2 separate regions of the Mus musculus genome follow, and region 2 is linked to region 1. The links are chromatin contacts, found by Hi-C or POLR2A ChIA-PET in ENCODE. All regions are on one chromosome and are shown on one strand. Each heading gives the region's core, a stretch centred on a gene start or an enhancer-like site at or near the end of the contact. The rest is flanking DNA. Distances are from core to core; before and after follow the strand shown. Region 1 has its middle 36 kb from the start of 1810063I02Rik. Region 2 holds the start of 1810063I02Rik (RIKEN cDNA 1810063I02 gene).

Region 1 (7,837 bases), core at 3,019-5,518:
GGTGCCAAGAAAGGAACTGAGGGACCTGCAAGCAGCTTACGGTGAGGGAAGGTGCAGGTCGCCAGTGGGAGCAGAGAAGTAGGAGCCAAGGCCAAGGCCAAGGGAGGGACCACAGATACAGGAAGGAGAAAGGAGAGCAGAGTAGCCCCAGTTCCTGAGAGGAGACAAACCATGCCACTGGGGAGTGAGAGGCCCTTCCCTTGCAGGACTCACCCCTGCCCTTTGGTCCCACATGGAAATCCTCCCGTGGGTGGACTCTCCCCCTACCCTGCCCCGACATCCATGCACTTTTCTTCCTGCAGTATGTAGTAATCTGTCACCCATTTAAGGTCCTGGAGTGGGAAAGCTCCCAGGAGCAGGAAACCGCCCCTCATACAGGGTCCTGTCCCTGCTTTCCTAGCAGGTTTAAATTCTCTAGACCCTCCTTTTCCTCCTGCTAGGGATGTTGCCAGCAGCAAGCACATTTCAGCAAAACACATTCAAACCAAGCAAGGGACTTAAGATAGCAGGAGGCTTTTCTTCGGGACCTCTCTGTAGAGGGGGGGGATGCCTGTAAGCCTCAGAGCCTGCCATGCATTTACAGGGCTGAAGCGAGTGGGGAAGAAGGTTGTAGACTTTTCTGGCCTGCAATAGGCCAGTGCTGGGGTGACTGGTGAGGTAAAGAACGGTAGATGATTGATAAGTGCCTCAGGGGGAGGGCGAATGTGATCAAAATACATTGCATGGAATCTCAGAGAATTACTAATGTTCTATTTTAAAATAGATTCCCATCTCTTCTGGCCATTGTCTGCTCTGCAGGGGTGGGGATGGGAATCACGCAGGCAAGTTACTTTAGTTTTGGAGTACTAATTATGGTAGTTAAAGGAAATAAATTACCACAATTTAACCGAGGTGGGGGAGGGTTTTTAAAAATGGCTTGGTCTTGGCTATCAACCACAGTGGATGACAGGCAGCTGGCTCCAAAGCAAGAGAAGTGGACACAAGGACCAGGAGTTCATTCGACCAGAGTCAGAATTCAGAACAGGTGTAATAATGCCGTCTGTGCACAGAACAGAGTCCTGGGTGGTTCAAGACTCACAGTGGAGACTGGGACAGTTAGAACCTGAATCATGACTAAAGGCCTCGGGAAATGGGCTGAGCCGAAGCATAAATACTTCTGAAGAGATGAGCAGTCAGGGGCCTGAGCTGAAGACTTCTAAACTACACACAAGGAGGCGGTGGGAAGAGGAGGAGACAGGGAAGTGTCTTTCTTACTTCACAAGAACACGCCCCAAAGAGCACAGAGCTGACCCTCACGGTGCCCCAGTACCCTGAGCCAGGGTTGATGTATGAATAGAGATTTTATACTGGACAGATATGTTGAACATTTACAATCTGAGGACAAAATAATTCTAAGCCTTTCTAGACCACCACCACCACCCCCCAAAAAAAGAAAGAAAAAAGAAAATGAGATACATATCTTCAGAATCCGAAGGAAAATAATTTCAGACTCAACCTCTGAATATAGCCAAATATAGGGAAAATCCCCCTGAGGGATGGAGAGATGGTTCGGCATTTTGTTTGTTTTCTAAGACAGGGTTTCTCTGTGTAGCCTTAGCTGTCCTAGAACTCGCTCTATAGACCAGGCTAGCCTGGAACTCACAGAAATCTACCTGCCTCTGCCTCCAGAATGTGTCTAAAGGTGAGCAACACCACAACCCAGTAAGATGGCTCAGCTTTGAAGAACTTGAACTGCTCTTCCAGAGGACCTGGGTTCGACTCTCAGCATCGTGTCAGGTGGCTTACAACTTCCTGTAACCCCAGCTCCAGGAGCATCCCAATCTTCCAGCCTTTGTGGGTGCCTGTACCCACTTGAACATACCTACACACACACACACACACACACACACACACACACACAAGTAATACAAGAAAAATGAATGTAGAAAAACATGAGAGTGGAACTATGTGACCTTGTCAGTTCCTTTTTTTCCATTTTTAAATTTTTACATGTGAGTGTTTTGTCTGCATGTATGTCTGTGTACCACATGTGTGCCTGGTGTCCACAGAGGCTAGAAGGGGGCATTAGATTCCCTGGGACTAGATTCATACATGCTTGTTAGCTGCCTTGTGGATGCTAAGAATCTGAATCCAGGTCCTCTGGAGGAGCAACCAGTTTGTGCTCTTAACCCCTAAGCCATCTCTTCAGTTCCTGATAAGGTTCCTTTTTGAAAGAGTTACCAACTCTTAAAGTTATAAACTCTAACAAGAAGGAAAAGAAGCTGTTAGAGGCCCTACCCTTAATGAATTCAGCCATCATAGGTAAGATAAGGTATATAAGGATTTTCCTGCTCCCAGGGACCCTAATTTGCTAGGGTATAGACTCTGAGTGGTTATACTATGTCTTGAGCCCCAAATGCCAGAGGCTGACATATGAGGGGACCAGATGCATCGGTCATGGAACTCCCTGTGAGTGCCTGGCTTCCGTTCTGGCTCAGAGGCTGAAGATCAGGTCCCTGATGGAGGAGACCTTACCATATAGTGACCATTCTGTGAGTTTTGTGATGTCATAGCTCCTTTCCTTCTAATTACAATTTGACACTTTCAGACTGTCCATTTGTAGATGCTTGCTGGTCACCCCATAGACAGGCCTGGCCCCAAGATCCCTGTGTGTGGCTCCAGCCCCACACTACGCTGGCCATCTCTGCTGAGTTGGGCTCTGGATAGGATGAGGGCCAGCACCATGGTTCCTGCTGCTGGGGGAGGGCTGTGTGCTGACATGCTCTGACTACTGACTAGGTTATAGACTTTGTTCATCTTCAGTGCCAACAGGGAGCCAGGGTATCAATGGGGTAGAGTGGGACTTCCCTGAGGAGGGCTGTGACCTCAGTTCCTATCAGCTTCTTTCTTGACACTGTCTGATGTTAGGTTCCCCCAGCTTTGGCTTCCAGCCCATCTGCTGTCAATGGTTACTGGAGCTTGGGTCAACTTCATGCTGAGCAACTGCCCAGCCTGTTCCCAGGGTGTCAGCTGAGGTAGATACCCCTGTGTACGCAAAGCCTTTCATTACTGCCAAGTCCTCATCTCTGCCTCCTGCCTAGCCCAGCTCCTCTGACCTCACTAGCTACTCACCACCACTTTGGTTGGAGCCTGTATCCCACCACAAAGCCTCTACACTACACTTCCCTCCTCCAGAGGCTGAGGTGGGTGAAGACTGCTCTTCAACAGTGTTCGGACACCAGGTCTTTCTTAAATGGCATCCTTTGCCTAAACTTGGACCTCTCCACCTCCAGCTTCTGGGCCACCACCTGCAACTCTCCTTCATTTGGGGGGAAAGGCTATGTCCCTAACCCCTAAGATCCCAAAGGAACAGAGATGGAGAGGAAGAAGAGAGATGGACAGATATTTAAATAGGACACAAGAAAAAGGGGAATTTGCAGGGCAGGGCAGGTGATAAGAAGGGCCATGAGGGAAGGGCACAGTTCAGAAAGCTGAAGACCATGGAGGGACTAAGAACTAAGACAAGGCCCGCGCAGCCTTGTGCAGAAGGGTAGGCCCGTGGGAAAGGGTAGAGGAGCACGGTGATGGCACCCAACCTCCTGTGACAGTGACACCCCCACCGTCCCAAGAATATAAACATCCTGAAGGCATCATCCTGCATGGCCTCCCGCAACCACACAGAGATATCCATGTGATAGCACAGGCAGTGTTTAAACAGCTGTAGCCATCGGCAGCTGGTCTCACATGGAGGCGCCCCAGAGCCATATGAAAACAGGAGCCTGCAGCCATGATTAGCCCTGGATTCTTGAGAAAAGCTTCTTGTGGAGGAAGGAGAGCACTTAAAGGAGCGAGAGCACAGGGCTTGGGGGCGCTCCTGGGCCATATGGCACCGGAAGCTCCGTGGGAGGGTGTTCCGGAAGCATGGAGGGCTTCTGGGAAAGGCAGACAAGTTCAGAGGCCGCGTAGTCTTTTCTGGGGCTTCTGACCATCTGTTGCCCTGTTGCCCTTGCAGGTTTCCTCTCTCTGGGGCCCCAGGAAGTAGCTGGTGGCTCTGCCTGGCCATTAATTCACCCATTTTGTTCTTCCCCAGGCTCTGAGCCCTGTGCTGAATATTCAGACTGGCTGCCTGATTTACCCCTGCCTGCGTTTGAGTGGTTCTATTTATAAAGCCCCAAGGATAGCTGACGAAAACGGTGAAGAAGAAACAAAATTTTCAGAGTTTAAAGGCACTATGCCAGCTGTTTGTTTGGAAAATAGGATGACGTCTATTCTCAGTTCCTGGCCTTCCCCTGGGACTGGGGAAGTCAGATTAGGCTGAGGCGTAGCTACCCGCAGAGCTGGACCACACATCACGCCCTTCTGTACCCACGACTTCAGAAACATTGTTTCTCCTTTGCTGACCTTGGATAGTGAAGGATGTTCTCCCTGCAGAGCACTCCAAATCCTTCCTGGGTTCTCCTATTGCATCCTTCTCCATCCCCTTTGGCTAAGGTGCCATGTCTTAGTGTTCTAGTGCTGTGAAGTGACGTCATGACCACTGTAACTCTTATAAAGGAACACATTTCACTGGAGCTGTCTTAGTTTCAGAAGTTGAGTACATTGTCCTCATGGCAGGCAGACATGGTGCTGGAGACATAGCTGAGAGTTCTACAACCAGATTACAGGCAGCAGAAAGAGTCAGGGCCGCTGGGTCTGGCTTGAGCATTTGGAACCTTAAAACCATACTTTTTCTAACGAAGCCACACCTCCTAATCCTTCTCCAGTGGTGCCACTCCCTGATGACTAAGCATTTAAATATATGAACCTATGGGGGCCACTCTTATTCACACACACCCAAAAAAAACCTCCACTTTTTCCTTGGAGGAGAGCCCTGCTAGGCCTTTTGCTGTGGGTTGGGAAAGTCTTGGGAATGGGGACCTGACGCTCAGGTGCCCTGCGATGCTGTGTAAAGCCTATGCTCAGATCTGGGAAGGAGGTATTGACCTCCTGGTCATTTTCTATGTGGCGCATCTTCCCTGGCTGATCCTTGACTTACTGTAAGGTGTGATGTGTTATACTTACTTCACCAAATGGAATGACTTTGAAGTCTCCTGTTTTGGTGTCTTCCCAGGCTGGTGCTAAGTGCTCCCTCCCACCCTCTCTTGAGATGCTGGCAGAGAGTGGTCCCACAGCTTCCAGGCAGCAGGTAACCAGGGCGATCAACCAGTTGTAGTGTGTGGCTGGACATGCATACAGGCTGATTGTGATGGTTTGAATAGAAATGGTCCCCACAGCCTCCTCTGCTTCACAGTTGGTGGAACTTTGTGGGGGAATTAGGAGGTATGGCCTTGTTGGAGGATTCCCAGTGTTCTCATTCTCTCTCTCTCTCTCTCTCTCTCTCTCTCTCTCTCTCTCTCCTACTTGTGGATCAGTCAGGATGTGATCTTTCTGCAGTCATGAATGCTAACCTTCAGAGGCCATAAACTAAAGTAAACACTTTCTTTTATGCCTTGATCATGGTGTTTTATCACAGCAATAGAAAAGTAACTTTAAGACAGAAGTTGGTACCAGGGAATGGGCTATTGTTGTGTCCTGACCATGCTCTTTATTAGAGGAATGTAGAAGACTTTGGGACTTTGGACTAAGAAAGCAGTTGAGTGTTATAAATGGGGCTTAATGGGCCATCACAGTAGGAACTTGGAAAGACAGTGAGTAGTGATAAGAGACACGTTGATTATGGGGGCTCAGCTAAAGGTTTCAAAGGGGAACAATGCTAGCAACTGGTATAAGGCTATTCTTGTGATATTTGGGCAAATATGGCTTTCTGCCTTGTCCTAACAATTTTCCTGAGGCTAAATTGAAAGCTTTAGACTAATTTCCTTAGTGGGGGGGTGTAGTGGCTATTCCTGGTTGTCAACTTGACAATATTTGGAATGAACTACAATCCGGAATTGGAAGGCTCACCAGTGACCCTTATCTGGAGGCTTGGAGATCCTTATCTGGATCTTGGTTTGAAGATCTTGAGCCATATTGGCTATGGATTCCAGAAGATTGAATCTCCGAGTTTAAGGAACACACCTTTAATCTGGGCTACGCCTTTCATCTGGGATTAAAGGTGTGGTGGAACACACCTTTAATCTGGGCTACACCTTCTGCTGGAGACAATATAAGGACATTGGAAGAAGGGAGTCTAGCTCTTGCTCCTGCTCCTTCGCCTGCTTGCTGCGTGAGACTGAGTAACTGCTAGATCCTTGGACTTCCATTCACAGCTGTGACTGAACGATTGTTGGGAATTGAGCTGCCGACTGTAAGTCATCAATAAATTCCTTTATTATCTAGAGACTATCCATAAGTTCTGTGACTCTAGAGAACCCTGACTAATACAGAAGTATTTCGAGACAGCCTAATATTAACTCTGTCAAGTGGTTATTAGTGATCGCTGTTATGCAAGTCTATCACGAAAGGGAACAACTTGGACAAAAAGAAATACAAAATGTACAGTTTGAGGGGAAAAAATAATGCTAGGAAATTTAATATTAGAGCCAAGGCTTGTTCTGAAAGAGGTGAAAAGATTAAAGGCCTGATGCAAAATGGAATCAGGGGAGTGGTGTCCTCAGGCAAGGCCCCACCCAGCTGAGCTTCCAACTTGGAGAAAAGAAAGTCCTGAGGGATTTTCTGCTCCTAAAGAGCAACAATGGAAATCTGCTGCACGTGTGACTCCAGGGGCCAGGCTCCATCCTAAGCCAGCTCAAAGCTGGCACTGTTATGCAAGTGCTGTGCCCTTTATGAATGATACCCGAGAAAGGGGGGGGGCGCTGTGGAACCTTCTTCTGTAGTCACAGAAAGCCACCAAGGCCAGTTGTATGTCAGGAGAGTCCCTGCGTGGATGCCCCAAGAGGCCATGACATGAGGCTGTGGAGGTGAAGTCTTGCTTGCATTGGAGGCCCTGGGATGGTGTAGGTTCTAGAGCCAAGGGCTGGCTGCCAGGGAGAGCTGCACTCAGGGAGTGGAACCATCCCGAGAGAGAGGGACGTTGTGGGCAGCAAAGAAAGCTGGAATAAGCCCTTTGATGTCAGACATGGAGCTACAGGACTTGGCGTTTGCCCTGCTGGGATTCAGCCTTGCTTTGATCCACTATGCTTAGATATCTCCCTTTTGAAATGGTAATGCATATTCTGTGCCATCGTATGTTGAAAGTATGTGATTTGCTTTTGGAATTTGTGGGGGATTACAACTAAGAGATTGCCTTGAGTCTCAGAAGAGATGTCGGACTTTTAAACAGGGCTAGACTGTGAAAGACTTTTGAAGTTGGACTAAATCTATTTCTCATTTTGATATGGCCACAAGCCATTGAGGTCAGGGAGTGGATCATGGTGGTTTAAATGAGACTGGAAGTATTCCATAAGTTGGAATACTTGGTCCACAGTCAGTGGAACTGTTTGGGAAGGATTAGGAGGTGTGGACTTATTCAAGGAGGTGTGTCACTGGGGGGCAGACCTGGGGTTTTAAAGGATTTTTAGTGCTTGCTTTCTCTGCCTCCTACTTTGAGGGGGTCTCTGCAGGTGTCAGGCAGGTAAAGGAGCCAGGAAGCGAGGAGAGTGAAAACTCAGCTCAGATCGGCCTGAATCAAGACTTCAGAGAGCAGGCTTATTGTCAGCATATTCAAAACATGGTATCATTTGGAAAAAAGCTTTCCTGGGGTAATACAATCCCTGGTGCACAAGAAAGCATAGTCACACTGAACCTATACTCAGGGCACATGTCATTTCTTCCTAGAAAATAGTTTCTAGAGATAGACTACCTGTACTAGCTTAAGGGCCTAAGGAAGGATCTGGCCTGGTCTCAGTCATTGTGGATGGTGAGGTCATGGAAGCTGTAC
Region 2 (7,837 bases), core at 1,941-4,440, 36 kb after region 1:
CTCAACTGCTGATGGAGTTGACCTTAGGGTCACAGTCCACACATCCTATGGTGAACAATCCTTAGGCTAAGAATACAGTACTGCTGACTCCTAGGAGTTTCTTTTTTCTACACAGTAACTTGCTTTGAGACTCAGTTTTAAATGGAGCTAGTTTTTAGCCATTGTGTGTGTATGGTTATGTGTGTAAGAGAAAGAGATAGACAGAGAGATACACATATACATACATATATACATACATACACACATATGGAAAAGTTAATGAGCTAAACAATATTTCCAAGAAGCCTGGGACACATCTAAGAAGCCAATCCTGGGAGTTCATGGTTTAGATGAATGATCAGAAGTAAAACTGAATGAAACAGACACACCATTTAGTAAAATGATAGTAAAAAAAAAATTCCCAAATTTTCAAAGAGCGGGTTTTCACACATTAAGATGTACATAGAAGCAGCCGGGCAGTGGTGGCGCACGCCTTTAATCCCAGCACTTGGGAGGCAGAGGCAGGCGGATTTCTGAATTCTAGACCAGCCTGGTCTACAAAGTGAGTTCCAGGACAGCCAGGGCTACACAGAGAAACCCTGTCTCAAAAAAACCAAACCAAACCAAGCCAAACCAAACCAAAACCAAAACAACAACAACAACAACAAAAGCAAAAAATGCACATAGACATGACCAGAAAAGAAATTGGCCATGGCATACTATAATCAGGATATCAAAAGTACAAAGTAAAAAAAATAAGCCTAGTTAACGGGAGAAAAAGACAGTTCACACACAAAGGCAGCAATACCAAGTCACCAGGACTGCGCACCAGCAACAAGGAAAGCCAGAAGAGAGTGAGTGAGACCTTTCAAATTCTCAAAGTGAACAACTGTGATCCAGAAATGTCATAGCCTACAAAGTGATCTTTCAAAATTAGTGGAGAAAGCAAGGTATTTGAAGACAAACGCAAATTAAGGCCAGCCTGCATAAAGTCCTCAGTGGAACACATCATCGGAGGAAGGTGAACGAAGACCTGACTATAGATGGACAAGCCAGGCTTGGGAAAGAAGCAAACACACCTGGCATGGGAGCTCAGCAAAACCTCGGAACTATTATGGGAACAAAGAGAAAAAGCAATAATCTAGCAAAACAGAACCTCACCTAACACATTTACAGAAAATAGCGAAGCCCTTTCTACAATAACCTTAATACAAATGTCCTCTGCTCAGCACTAAAGAGATACGGATTAAAGAACTGGATTTAGAGATAAGAACCAACTATCTGCTCTCTCCAAGAAACACACTTAGCCAGCAATGACACCCAGACACTTGATATCAAACGGAAAAAAACATCCCAAGCAAATGGACAATGTAAACTGAAACTCATTAGAAGAGATAAAAGGGGCACTAGATTAGGGTTTTTATTCCCCCCCCCCCATGTTTCTTTAGCAGAACAATGGCACTAGGTTTTCCCTTAGGTCCCATGGGATAGGACAGAGGATTTGGAAATAAAATAGCCAGGCTGGGCCACTCAAATTGGCAAAGGAGGCAAAAACATGTTTTGGAAAAAGAGCTAGTCTAGCCAATAAACAGTGCTGGCAGAGCTGGCTCCACCTGCGGGAGGATTAAATTAGATTTATATCCTTCACTTTGTACAAAACCCAGTTCAAAATGGATAAAAACCCTTAAGGTAAAATCTAAAAGTCCTGAAACTTTAGAAGAAAACACAGGCTATGAATACCCCTCAGGAGACTGGGGAAGGCAAGACTGTTTTAAACAGAATACCAGCAGCACAGGAACTAACTCCACCATCAACTGATAGGAACAGGAGAATGACAGTTCTCTGCACAGGACACAGTCAGCAGTTAACAGACAGCCCAGAGAAGGGGAGAAAATCGGTACCCAGTACACTTCAGAGAGGGGATAATGTCCAGAACTTAGAAAGAACTGTGGAGATTAAACGCCAAGGGAATAAAACTGCCAACCAGCAAATGGACAAATGAACTGAATAGACAGATTTTTAAAAAGACACACAGACAGATGGCCAATTTACTATTTTTAAAATTATCCAATACCCCCACCATTAGGGAATGCCAATCAAAACTACTTTGAGGTACCACCTAACCCCAGTCCAAATGGCGTTTGTCAATAAATCTGACCACAAACGTTGGAGAGGATGTGGAGAAACAGGAACTCTTAATTCACCATTGAAGAGAATTCACTGTTGTTGAGGATGCAAACTGATACAGCCCCGTGGAAACCGCTGCAGAGAGGTCTCAAAAAATAAAAATAAAACCAGAACTAGCACGTGACCCAACTAGTCCACTCCTGGGTATACACCCACCAAACCACACCCACCCTATAGATATGTGCACCACTGTGTTAATTACTGTTTAATTCACTATGGCAAAAAATTGGAATCAACAGAGGAGCCAATAATGAAACATATATGTGTGTGTGTGTGTGTGTGTGTGTGTGTATATACATATGTAATGGAATATAATATATCATGTATTATATATAATGGATTATTGCTCAGCTCTAAAGAAAAGTGAAATAAAAATTTGCAAGAAAACAGATGGCCTTAAAATGTATAATATCCAGTGAGGTCACACAGCCTCAGAAAGAAAAAGCCCCATGTCCTCTTCATATGGTGAATCTAGCAAATATTATACACACACATGCAAACAAGCGTGCCTGCCGGTACAGTATGATATGGAGAAGAGAGAACGAGAAAGGCTGAACACCACGGGAAAGGAGGGCTGAATGCAAGGAAAGAATGCGACCTAAGAGAGAGAATATAAATCTGTTTTTCTAGTTCTAACTCCGTCATAAGATTTATTCTTTTGGTTTTGGTAGTGGATAAACAAACACCTAAAGTATATTTGATAGTGAAAGATAAAGTTCACTGAGAAGTCCCACAGCGTCCCTAGGTAGGATTATAATTGCTGAGATGAAACACCGGGACCAAGCTGGGGAGGACAGGGTTTGTCTGGCTTACACATCTTGAATTACAGCCCACTGAGAGAAACCAAGGCAGGAACTCCAGCAGCGCAGGAAGCTGGAGGCAGAGGCTGAGGCAGAGACCATGGAGAGGTGCTGCTCACTGGCTTTCCCCTACCCAGGATCACCTGACGGGGTGGCCCCACCCACAACGGGCTGGACCCTCCCACTTTAATCACCAATTAAGAAGCTGCCCCACAGATCTTACGGAGGCATTTTCTCAGCTGAGGTTCCCTCCTTTCCGGCGATCCTAGCTTGTGTCCAGTTGACATAAACCAGCCGGCACAGCTTCCATCCTGAGTACCTATTCAGCCAGCTGTGAGTTGTCTAAACTCAGGGTCTGGTTAATTTGGGTATGTGGCTGATTTATTTTAAGTTATTTTAACAATAAAGTTTAAAAACCTTTAAAAGTTGTTGTTGTTTTTTTTCTTTCAGACCATGGTTACCACAGTGCCTGACAGGGAGGAGGTCAGAGCCAGAGATGTGGGATGCTGACTCCGAGACCGAGATTTGAACTGACAGAAGCTGATGGGACAGGAGAGCTGGTTGGTCCCCTTGAAACATTTCTAGGATTAAAAAAATAAAAGGCTCGTAACCATGAACCTCAGCTCTGACGAAAGCTTGGAATCTCTGGGGATTGGAAACAAAGGCCATGTTCCCAGTTCTCCCCAGGCCTCTCTCTGGGGCGCTGGGGAGTCTTAAGCTCAGCACGTGGAGCCCACCTGACCTCTGTCACAGGTCTACACCAAGGCCAGGGAGCAAAGCACACCGGCCCTGAGCTTGGCGTGAGGAGCGGGGACCCGGTCCTCAGTAAAACACCTGACAGTAACAGGAGCCCAAGCCCTTTCTCCGTCCAAGCCATGATTGGGGACGGTGTTCTGGACCCTGTCTGTGTCTCTTGGGCCTCAACTCTCTGACTCTAGATCTTCCGTGAGCCACTCCACATGCCCTTTTAAAAATGTCAAACTCAGGGCCAGTGTGATGCTGCTGTGGGTAAAGACACCTGCTACCACGCATGGTTATTTGCTTGATCCCTGTCACTTTCATGGTAGAAGGAGAGAACCAATTCTCATGGGCTGTCCTCTGATCTACACACACACACACAACACACACACACACACAAACACATACTAAATAAATGAATAAAAAATTTTAAACTCAGATTTAAATTTAATTATCTTATATACATTCATAGCACTGCCTGTTAGCAAATATACCCATGGAATCAGAACTCAGACTTGAAGCCAGAAGGCAGCACCCAATGGCTCTGGGGCTCTCTGCCCTGCAGGTGCAATCTCTAACTGGATTTTACCTGTTTTTGAGCTTTATCTGTAAGTGGTGTCTTAGTCAGGGTTTCTATTCCTGCACAAACATCATGACCAAGAAGCAAGTTGAGAAGAAAGGGTTTATTCAGCTTATACTTACACATTGCTGTTCAGCACCAAAGGAAGTCAGGACTGGAACTCAAGCAGGTCAGGAAGCAGGAGCTGATGCAGAGGCCATGGAGGGATGTTACTTACTGGCTTGCTCAGCTTGCTTTTTTATAGAACCCAGGACCACCAGCCCAGGGATGGCACCACCCACAATGGGCTGGGCCCTCACACTACCTCATCACTAATTGAGGAAATGCCTTATAGCTGGGCCTTACAGAGGCATTTCCTCAAGGGAGGCTCCTTTCTTTGTGATAACTCCAGCTTGTGACAAGTTGATACACAAAACCAGCCAGTGCAAGTGGGTTACCAGTTAACATGTCCATGAGGAAGCTAGCTAGGGCTGGGGGAAGCAAGCTAAGAGCAGCTCTCCAACCTGCATGAACAGGGCTGAAGTCAGGGTCCACAGGTTAGCCGGGTGCAGCCATGTAAGGGCCTACCCTGTTGGTAGATGAAGGAGGCTTCCTTTCTGGGAACGGGTCTGCTCCCAGGCCAAACAGGGTGGTATTCTGGAAGTCCCTGAACTGGCCGGGGGAGGAAAGGATCTGTGATGGTAAATTCTGGTCAAATGGACTGAACAGGAAAAATCTTAGAAAATTCACAGAGCTCTACTGTGTCGGATCTGAAATGTCCCTAAAAGCCCATGTGCTGAAAGTTCAGTTCCAAGCCTGAGGCACTACGGGAAGATGGTGGAACCTTTAAGAGTGTGGCCTAGTGGGTGGAAATGAGGTCACTGGGAATATGCCTTTGCTCCTCCCCTTTCTGTTCCCCGATAGTGCTTAGGGAGGAGTGGCACCTTTGCTACACTCTCCTCCCTTGGTGTGAGCCAGTCTAATATCTCCATCTTTAATTAATTAATTTATTTATTTTTCCATTTTTTATTAGGTATTTAGCTCATTTACATTTCCAATGCTATACCAAAAGTCCCCCATACCCACCCACCCCCACTCCCCTACCCACCCACTCCCCCTTTTTGGCCCTGGCGTTCCCCTGTACTGGGGCATATAAAGTTTGCGTGTCCAATGGGTCTCTCTTTCCAGTGATGGCCGACTAGGCCATCTTTTGATACATATGCAGCTAGAGTCAAGAGCTCCGGGGTACTGGTTAGTTCATAATGTTGTTCCACCTATAGGGTTGCAGATCCCTTTAGCTCCTTGGGTACTTTCTCTAGCTCCTCCATTAGGAGCCCTGTGATCCATCCATTAGCTGACTGTGAGCATCCACTTCTGTGTTTGCTAGGCCCCGGCATAGTCTCACAAGAGACAGCTACATCTGGGTCCTTTCGATAAAATCTTGCTAGTGTATGCTAATTTATTTATTTAGTGTATATTTATATGTGTATGTATGTATGCATACATGTATGTTTGTATGCATGTATATTCATGTTTGCTCATGCCGTGGCTCCTGCATGGAGGTCAGAGGTCAGAGTATGATCTCAGGCTGCAGTTCTCACCTTCCACCTTGTTTGAGACAGGGTCTTTTATTTTCTAATTCTTGCTGCCCTATCCGCCTCTGGGAGTTCTCCCTGTAGGAACACTGGCTTTTGCATGGGCTCTGGGGATTTGAACTTGGACCCTTGTGATTTGTTTTACCCACTGAGCCATCTCCCCAGCCTTAACAACCACTAGTTACAGCTGCTCATACATTCTGTTGGTTCTGTTCTTGCTCATGAATACAAAGCATGGGAACGCAGCTTCTAACCACCTGCAGCTCGCTTGTCTACTGATCATCTTACTTCATCCAGACTTGGGAACTGTCCCAGCCACTTAGCACTACAACTGGCAGGTGGCAGGTGGTGGTAGAAGGAAGGACCCAGAAGGAGCCACTACAGATCAGCTTCAGTGATGAGTCCCCATGGCACATGAGAACAGGATTGTGTCCTTTGAGTAGAGACCCAATTGGTCTCTCTTGGGCAATGGCTATAGGCCTCCACTGCAGCTCTCTGCAGACAGATTTGAGTCAGATTCCATGTCCAGCAAAATCCCTGAGACATGCCAAGTGCAAGCATGTGTGTTTGGGGTGAGGGTGGGGGTGCTTGCCTCCACATTTAGCACGTCACCACAGAAGCAACCAAGTGTGCTGGGGGAGTGTAGACACAGTCCAGCCCCCTTATGTCTGAGGGAGTGCCATTCTCCTGTATAGTCTTTGGCTGGTAGTGGCAGCAGCAGCAGCAGCTAAGAACTTGTTCAGAACGCAAGTGTTCAGGCTCAGTCAGGATGTGAAGTTAGATAAGTGTGGCTCAGCACCGCACGGTTTAATACGCTCTGGGGATTAAGATGCATGTCTCAAGTATGCAAGCCTAGAAGTAGAGATTGTAATCAGTCAGCCCCAGATTCAGAGATCATACTCAGAAGGTTCAGGCCTGTGCACCAAGATTACAGGTGAGTGGGAGGGACTTAATTAAGAGTAGGAAGTGGGGAATAGGAAAATAGAGGCTCTAATTGGGGTTGGGGGAAGGAAATCAATTCAAGATATTAAGTATATATATGTATATACACACACACACCATGTGTGTGTGTGTGTGTGTGTGTGTGTGTGTAGTTTAAATGAAGTTAACCCACTGTAGAGAGAATCTCATATAAGTAACAATAAAATAGCCCATGACCAATGAGGTGAGGCAGGAAATAGGAGGTGGGACACTGGCAGGAAGAGAGAGGATTCTGGGAAATCGTGAGAAAATAATGAGCGATCTGAGCTAGAATAAGAGGGGTGTTGAGGAAGACTCCAAGGAAGAAGCAGCTCACACTGAAGGAGAGGTAACTTACCATGTGGAAAACAGAATAGTTTGAATAGGTTAAATATGTCACAAGCTAGTCAGGGGATAGCCTAAGCTTGTGGCTTAGGTATTTATTAAGAAATAATTAATCTCAGAGTCATCATTCCCGGAGCAGGGGCTGGGAAGGAACAAATGGATTATTTTTTTACAAGCCCCTTGAACTGACAATGCTTTTCCTAAGAGCCATAGACTATCTAACAAATATCCCAGCACCACGCGTGAGAAGCCCCCTCTCAAGTTGTTGGCTGGAGGAATTTAAGAGATTCCCCAAAACAATACAAGCTTGCAGTTGGTTGTCTCTCTGAGGTTGAAGGTGACTCCCTATGGCTGATACACCATGACTTAGGACAGAGGACCTGGAGGAGCTGAGCTGGAGGTTGCCGAGAGCCTCCTCCCGGAGGACCAGCTTCCTCAATCTTGGAAGTGCTATGGAAGCTGCTAAAGTAAGCAATAGTCCTGCCCAGCTGTGATGCCTTCAGCCATAGCAACGACCAACAAGGCAAGGTCATGCTGCATTAGTGGCTCTTATATCTTGGCAGAAACCAACAGCTATCTAATTGGATTTAAAGCTTGCTCAACAGGAGGGAAATCATGCATGCTACCATAAACCCAGCCAACTACCCCAGGGTAGTGAGGTCATAGACCTTAGA

What was found. Hi-C counts contacts between places; a loop is a spot of excess contacts on that map. ChIA-PET counts read pairs that join two places held with the same protein, here RNA polymerase II (POLR2A).
Region 2: a loop to region 1 is called in a map of heart, with 2.5 times the contacts of the local background. The contact joins the promoter of 1810063I02Rik here to the enhancer-like site in region 1. A Hi-C loop is called at or near these places in 3 of 37 maps with a recorded cell type or tissue (T-helper 17 cell, heart and v-Abl transformed pro-B cells). POLR2A ChIA-PET finds 5 or more read pairs at or near these places in 4 of 5 experiments (Patski and embryonic stem cell).

What each region holds. Positions count from the first base shown.
Region 1 is chr11:59,881,568-59,889,404 of GRCm38, forward strand. No RefSeq gene overlaps it. Among named protein-coding and RNA genes, the nearest start is that of 1810063I02Rik, 36 kb to the right of the region's middle. Within about 2 kb of position 4,269, at least 2 of the 3 ENCODE cell types and tissues checked have a DNase peak (open chromatin) inside an H3K27ac peak, as active enhancers do; they include heart, where a contact is called at or near this core.
Region 2 is chr11:59,918,309-59,926,145 of GRCm38, forward strand. 1810063I02Rik (RIKEN cDNA 1810063I02 gene) reads left to right here and starts at 3,191. Exons shown (of 2, transcript NR_130986.1): 1 at 3,191-3,299; 2 at 3,417-3,581.